Linked DNA regions of Mus musculus: all the other regions are linked to region 1. Evidence: chromatin loops called from intact Hi-C (ENCODE). Cell type or tissue: left cerebral cortex. All regions are shown on one strand.

Region 1 (2,500 bases):
TTCTAAAATAGAGATTAAATGGGATAATTGTATCACTGTTAAGTAGTATATTACTAGTTTGGATCATAACTGCCCTCCAAAAAGCCCATGTGTTCAAGCCTCAATGGCCGCATCCATGGAAGCTGTAGACGTTTAGTATGTGAGGGGTAGTGGAAGGAGGAGAGTTCCCTGGGGCACATGCTCTTCAAGGATGCTATTTTTCCACTCTTTGCTTTCTGGACACCATGAGGTGACAAGTCTTTTGCACTGTATTATGATCCTGCTGTACTATGCCAAACTGCCACAAGCCCAGAGCGACATGGCTAAGTGCCCATGGACCTCTGAAATTGCATGTCAAAAATGTGTGCTTTCTCCTTGTGAACTGCTTATCTTAGGAATTTCTTCCAGTAGTGGAAATCTGAAGGTTGTACACAGTGGTGATTAGAATATTCCAGACAACCCAGAATAGTCCCTCATTTTTCTTGTCTTAGTATTATTGTTGTTTTCTTAATCTTTTGTGTGTTTCGAGACAGGGCTTTACTATATAGTCAAGGCTGGCTCCAAACTCACTAGAAAGCTAAAATTCCAAGTCCCAGGATTACAGGGCTGAGTGACCACACTCACTGCCCTGAGTTCTTTGATTTAGTATTGGGATGAGACAGCCAAAGAGTCCATGGGAGAGACTTGCAAGAAAAGTGAAACTTTGACCACATCTTCTTGTTGCTGTTTTAATTTTGCTTTTCACACAAACCTACAAGGATCTCTTTCTCATAGATTATTCTATGAGTTCCAAATGACCTATAATTCTATTGTTCCATGGTTTCCTTAGTATTTTATCAGGTTTATTATCCATCAAAGCCTTGCCTGGGTTGATCTGAGTGTTCGTTGGGATGCCCAGAGAAGTCGAGGTATCAGGACTCCATACCTCCTAATCTCCAGAGTCAAACTGCTGAAGTAAGGGAGTTAGCATTAATGCATTTTTTTTCTGTTGCATAGATGATTAAACCTCTCAAGATCAAGGCCCTTGTACCTCTGATGTAATTGCAATTGCATCTAACATGGCTTAAGCAGAAAAGCCAAGTCTATTCCTTTCCCAGTGTTCCGTGTGAGGGAAGATGCTCATGATGACCAGGTGGTGTCACTACCACCTAATTAATATATCCAGCTCCTTGGAAATCGTGTCCCACAACTGCGCTGGACTTCTCTTGAACTCTGATTCTATGCTTACACTTCCTGTTTGCCTCCCTTTCTCAAGTGCACAAACTTTGCCAAGAAAACCAGGGACTCTACACAGCTTGGGTTCTCTGAGAGCAAGCAGTGGTGTGTGTTCTGGTGGCCAGGCCTCACTGGAGAAACAAGACTAAAAGAGAGCAGAGGTCATCGCACTAGCTTCCTGGTGTTTGTATCCTAGTGACCAGGGAAGGATCCACTTAATGGACGAGTGAGAGAAGCTGGGTTCGACCTCTTTGTCTTCTTAAATCACCCTTTACAATCTTGCCAGTTTTCAGTAACATTTGAGTTGAATAAAGCTGAATTTTCTTTTTTATGTCTACCACTGCTATACCATTGTTATCCCTGGATAAGCAAATATCTAAGTTTACTATGAAGTTCTTATTTTTATTTGTTGGCTTAAATCTTTTTGTGTAATATATTTTTATCATATCCTTTCCCCTTCCCCTAACTCCTCCAAGATCCTCCATAGCCACCCAACTTCATGTTCTTTCTTTAAAAAGAAATCAGAACAAACAAAAACAAAATAAACAAAAGCAACACACACACACACACACACACACACACACACACACATAGAGTCCATTTTGTGTTGACCATCAGCTCCTCAGAATGTCATGGAGTGTAGCTGATATATCTATCATTGCTCCATTAGAAGAAACTGATTTTCCTGTTCCCAGTGGGTATTACAAACAGCTTCTTGGTTAGAGGTGGGACTTAGTGTCCACTTCCCCTTCTCCGTGTCAGGATTTTGTCTGTCTTGAATGTGTGCCAGGCTTAACGCATGCTGCCACAGTCTGTGTGAGTTCATGTGTGCATCAGCCCTCCTGTTGTGTCTGGAAGGCATCCACCATCTCTGGCTCTTGGATCCCTGAGCCTTGAAGGGAAGAGTTTGAGAAAGACATTCTATTTAGGGCTGGGTTGGCCAAAGTTTGTGGCCATTGTTCATGTATGGGTCTCAGAGTTAGTTCCTCTCTGCTACAGAGGAAGCTTTTCTGACTAGGGCTGAGAGATATGCTGACATATGGGTATAGCAATACATTATTAGGAGCCCTTTTCATGTTTGCTTTCCGTTTTCTGTTTGTTTGGTTTTTTGCTACGCTTCTTTATAAAAATAACAGTAATAGCTGTCTTCCTAGATCCCAAGACCTCTCTAGTCTCAGGTCATGAACGATTATGACTCATCTGGGTAACAAAGAACCTGTGCATCTGGCAGAAGTTATTGGATTATTACTTCTAGTTATTCACAGGCTTAGGATGCTATGTCCTCCGATAGAATTGTTCCTGTACA
Region 2 (2,500 bases), 270 kb after region 1:
TTGTAAGAAGGAGCTTTACACAAAGACATTTCCAGAAGGAGATAGACTGTTTCTCTCCGAGGTTCTGGGCTGAGGTAGGGACTAAGAGAAAACTTTGCTTTTTACTTTATACATTTCTGTCTTCCCTCCTCTCCCTGGCCTTTACTTTCTTTTTTTTAAAACCTTGAACAGGTATTATTTCTGTGTAAATAAGCTTCAAATGAATTTTCAAAATAGGCACTAGTTTGAAATTGAAGGTCAACACTATTGTGGAGAAACACATCTAGTGCAAGCTTTTAAAAAATAGTTTACAGCTGTTAGTTGGCTGGCGCCTGGAATCCCAGCACTCACTAGGGAGGCTGAGACAGGAGGATGTCAAACTTAAGTTAAAGTTATCCTTGAATACATCGAATGACACTGTCCCAAAAAATAAATTTAAAAATGCTTTTCTTAAAATAGAACTTACCACAAACCCACCCTTTGTAAAGTGTTGGCTAGATTTTTTGTGCTGAGTTAGAAGACTTTGGAAGGAGAAACACAGCAATCGTTTATGTAACTGTTACAAGGACAACTTTAGTGACTAAGAAATGTCTGGGGGCATCAAAATCTAAGCCAACTTTGTGACTGCAATGAAAATAAGTAATACTTGACCTTGCAGAGAGAAAGGTCAGAATTACAAGATCCCACGGAGCTTACCATGGGCGGGAGGGGGGGGTGTAGGGAAAAAAAAAAAAAAGAAGCTAGCCCTGGCAGAGCCAAAGCCTGCCTTCTGCATACAAGGACACGTGGAGAGACAGGCACAGCTCCCCCCGGCTGGACCCCCACCGCAGCTGCCAGCTGTGTCGAATGAGCTTCTAAAAACAAAGCCAAGGGCTTTCCTTCAGTCTTTGAACTTCCTAGTCCTTTCCTTCCCCCTCCCCCATCTACCCGAAGCTGCCCACGGAGGCCAGAGGATTCGGGGCGCAACGGCTCTTTCCCCAGGCGAGGTCGGGGAGCGCTGCACCCGCGTCGCAGGACCCTCGACCCCGGCCCGCAAAGCCCCGCCGGGACGATCGCACGCCGCCAGCCCTCGGTCTCAGCTCCCACCTGTGCCCTGCAGCATGTTCTGGCGGAGCAGGTCCCCGCTGGAGAGGTGCTTCAGCTCGAAGTGTTTGGTGATGCGTGACGACACGGTGCCCTTGCCGGAGCCCGGGGCCCCCATGATCACGGCGCGCAGCAGCCGCCCCGACGCCCCCATGGTGGCTGGCGGTGGTCCGAGCTGCGCAGACGCTGGTCTGTGGCCTGGCCTGCGCGCTCACAGGCTCCGCGGCCCTGGAGGGCTGGCAGCTGCAAGCGGGCGGTGGCCAGGACGCCCGGCTCTCCCGGAAGTGAGCGACGGCCACCGGGGCCGCCCCGCCGGCTGCTGCACCGCCCCTCCGCGCCCCTGCACCCCACTCCCTTGAGCTCCACCCGGCGCCTCTTGGCATCCCCAGACCCTCGTGCCCTGTGCTGCCTGGTCCCAGCCTGCAGGCTGCGCCCGTCTGCATTCTCCCCAGTGGACAACCTCTGAGCACCCCGTTCTACTTCTAGTCTCCCGCTGGCACCTCTGAGTGCCTGGATTTCATTTTTTTCCCCCCTCTGTGTTCACCTTTTTCACCCTTAGTCTTTTCTAAGAGCCAAGTTCTGTCCTGCTCAGACCCAACAGGAAGCAGCATGCCCCCGTGTTGTGTCCCCTCGGCCCCTCTGGTTCACCAGGTGTTCCCCACCTTTTCACACCAATCCTCCCTTGACCTTCTTCCCTCTGCCTTTTCACCCCATTTCCTTCTCCTCCAGGGGTGACCTGGAACCCTCCTCACAGAAGCTTTCATCAAGTGAAGTATGTGTCTCATCTCCCTGAATCCACTTTCAGAACCAAAAGTAGCTGTCACCGTTAACTTCCGCAGAGGTCAAACATACTAGCTCCTTCAGAAATGCATTCATTTCAGGAAGAGCTACCCAGTGCCTACTGTGTGCCACTGTACTTAGAGGCCTCCGAGAATGCTATGCTGAACAAACCCGAGTTTCTACTGCTGTCCGTTTGTTTTCTTGCTTGTTTGTCCAGGGGTGGAAGTAAGGCTTTTTGAAACAGTACTGTGAATAAAAACAATAACAAACCAGCAGGCAGCAGTGATAGACGTCTTTAAACCCCGCACCCAGGTAGAGGCAGGCAGATCTCAGGATTCCTGGCCAGCCTGATCTACAGAGCGAGTTCCAGGACAGCATGGGCTACACAGAGAAACCCTGTCTTGAAAAACCAAACAACAACTAACCAGAAGGTGTGGGAGGGAGCAGTGATGCCCTGGCGTGGGCTCTGAAAACTGAAGTACAGAGAGGGAGAGTGAGGTACGAACGGATGCAGAAGAGAAGCGATTGAGTCTTATTTTATCTGTAAAATGGACGCAGGAGATTGGTGTGGAGTAGAACGGTGTGTGGATTGCCTGTACAAGACCAACTACAAAGTGCTCCGTAAACGTTGCCCACTGTCCGCCTGATACGGTTTCCT
Region 3 (2,500 bases), 200 kb after region 1:
TTAAGGATACTTGGGTGTTTCGATGCCGACTTGTGGAAGGAGATAGAATAAACCTTTGAAACAGCCCTTCAAGTGTGAGGTTTGGCGGTGAGAGTCTGAGACAGAATAGAATTTTCAAGTGCAGCCTAAGCTACACAGCAAGATGCTATCTCCTCCTCTTTCCCCCATAAACAAAAATGAAAAGAATTGGTTCTTCATTATAATTCTTTTAAAGAGAACATCAAAGCAAGACATCGAAGGATTTTTTTTTTATTGAGATGTAATCTTTATCACCTGTAAAGATCAAGACGCATGAATTTGGGATGCATCAATTTAATTAATGTGGTGTGATTGCTTTAATGGTGTGAAATATTATTTAAAAAAATAACCTGAGGTATAACTAATAAAGGTGACTGAGTATAAAAAAAAAAAAAAGAAGAAAAGAAAAGGGCTAGAGGTTTCTTCAGGATTGAACTGCTGGTTCACTAGTGGTGTCTGCCTTTCTAGAAGACTGCTCTGCAGCTGCTGGGTCTTATTTGGTGTTTGCCACACCCCTGTAGAACTCCAGGTTGGGCAGACTGGTAGGCCAGGTTGATGTTGGTGAAATGCCTCCACACCTGGGCTGTCAAGGTCTCAAACAGGTGCTCTACCTCCTCCCGCAGCTGGACAGACTTGGCCCGCGTAGTCTGAGCGTGTCTGATGTTGTTACTGCTGAACTTGGCCCAGGTTTCAGGAACGGAGACCGTTTCGTCAAAGTTCTCCATGCCACGGAAGAAGTTAATGGATTCAGATGTGTTTTTTAGGTTTAAACATCTCTCCTCAATAGACTGTGCAGAGCTCTTGTCTGCGATGTCTTGCTCTAGGGCATGTTGAACATCTCGATTATCTTGCATCTGGGAATCAATTCGTTTAGCTAATTTTCTCATCTGATCTTGGCAACATTTAAGTAAATCTGCTACCCGGAGAAGGTTTTTCTCCCCGTTGTCATGGACCAGGTTAATCCCGATCCTTTTCTCCTTACTGTACAGATAGTCCAGGGTCACCTGCAGGGGACAGTTCACCTCCTTAGCGGCGCACTCCAAGCGCATCTTGAGGGTTTTCAAGTTGTTGATCTCCGCCATCAGCATGTCCCGCTCATGACACAACCCGGACTTCCAGAAGCGGATGTCGGAGAGCCTCTGGCCCAGGTTCCGGAAGGTTCCCTCTTGCATCTGGCGTGTCAGCTGCTCCTTATCCTGCATGATCCGCAGGGAGTCGTCTGTCAGCCGGCTGGCGCGGAGCCGCGATGCCTCTGCAATACTGATCAGCAGATCATTAGAGCGGTCCCATTCGCGTTGGGTATAACGATTGAAGTGCGGGGAGTGGAGCGAGGGCAGAATTGTGGACAGCCCCTGGTCGCCTGCGCTATCCTCCTGGCTTTTCTGGGTGGTGGCGACCTTGTAGAAGACTCTGGGTCTCCAAGCAGAGCGGCAGCGGGGCAGGTGAAAGGATTGGTAGCACTCCTGTACCTCAGGGTCCTGCCCAGCAGGGGGCGGCCACTGCAAGCCACAGTCTTTCTTGGAGCCACAGTAACTCGCTGTCTGAATGGTTCCAAGAAATTCCATCTTTCCCCATCAGACCCACGCGGGCAAAATTTGCCCAAGAGGTCAGGGCTTCTCAGGAACTAGGAGCCGCGGGGCTTCTGTGACTCAGTGCTGGTGTCATAAAGCGCGGGGAAGGGTCTTTGTGCCAATTCAGCAATCATGAGTTTGTAGAACACTAAATTTGTTTGATTTTTGTGCACAACCCCCGGCCTTTAGAAACAAACAAACAAACCCAAAACTATATCTTATGTCTATCCTTTTCCAACGTCTTTCTTTAAAACTTTAACTTTTCAGCTTTTGCACAGTTTAATATTTCAAGAAGAAATTGTACCTTTCTTTTACTATGAATAAATAAATGAACTCTTCCCTTGCTTTTAACGAACCGTAAACATGACATTTATATGTTAAAAATGACTAAAATTGCATCCTTTGGAAAACTCCCCCTAAAGGATCAGGCTACTACTATCTATATAGACCCACTGAACAACTTTAACTACATCACTATGGTAGTACTACATGCTGACTTGTATTATTCAAAAGATGGATCTGGAGGCATTTAAGACTAAAAAAAAAAGAAATTGACATTAAGTTCAATCAGGATACTGGTGTCACATTGTCTAATATAGTGGCTACATATAACTAAGTTAGCTAAAGCAAGATAAATAAATAAATACATAAAGTCTAGCTCCTCGCTTGCTCTGGTCACATTCCTAGTGCTCAGTAGCTACGCATAGCTAGTGACTATTACACAGACAATGCAGAGATTGTTCCCGTCATCAGAGAGTGTTTTAGGTTGCAATATTGCTCTAGACTTAACTGCTCTTCAAGCAGTTATGGGAGATAAGTTTTGCTTTGTTTTACAGTGTCAGGGGTAGGACCTAAGTCCTTGTACTCTACCACTGAGCTACACTGCCAGCTGAGAAACACACTAACGGCAC

What was found. Peaks named below come from ENCODE experiments on the same cell type or tissue, not always from the same donor. Only the 100,000 strongest peaks of a DNase experiment are listed, where the experiment ranks them.
Region 2: it touches region 1 in a loop (2.7-fold over the local background); 9 of 42 quality-filtered maps call a loop at or near these places.
Region 3: a loop joins it to region 1, with 4 times the contacts of the local background. A loop is called at or near these places in 16 of 42 quality-filtered maps.

Annotation. Positions count from the first base shown.
Region 1 is chr19:28,775,900-28,778,399 of GRCm38, forward strand. All of the region lies in intron 2 of Gm35922 (a long non-coding RNA gene), which reads left to right. Among named protein-coding and RNA genes, the nearest start is that of Gm35922, 17 kb to the left of the region's middle. In left cerebral cortex, a CTCF peak has its summit at 1,109; a DNase peak (open chromatin) is centred at 1,146.
Region 2 is chr19:29,046,614-29,049,113 of GRCm38, forward strand. It overlaps Ak3 (adenylate kinase 3), which reads right to left and starts at 1,348. Exons shown (of 5, transcript NM_021299.2): 1 at 1,066-1,348. The coding sequence starts at 1,216. It overlaps 1700018L02Rik (RIKEN cDNA 1700018L02 gene), which reads left to right and starts at 870. Exons shown (of 1, transcript NR_028360.1): 1 at 870-2,116. In left cerebral cortex, a CTCF peak has its summit at 1,492; DNase peaks (open chromatin) are centred at 370, 496, 875 and 1,343; H3K4me3 peaks cover 2,032 bases; H3K27ac peaks cover 2,111 bases.
Region 3 is chr19:28,974,022-28,976,521 of GRCm38, forward strand. It overlaps the pseudogene Gm3621 and the pseudogene Gm4844. Among named protein-coding and RNA genes, the nearest start is that of 4430402I18Rik, 7.4 kb to the left of the region's middle. In left cerebral cortex, a CTCF peak has its summit at 1,507 (motif pointing right); DNase peaks (open chromatin) are centred at 1,268 and 1,491; H3K4me3 peaks cover 540 bases; H3K27ac peaks cover 380 bases.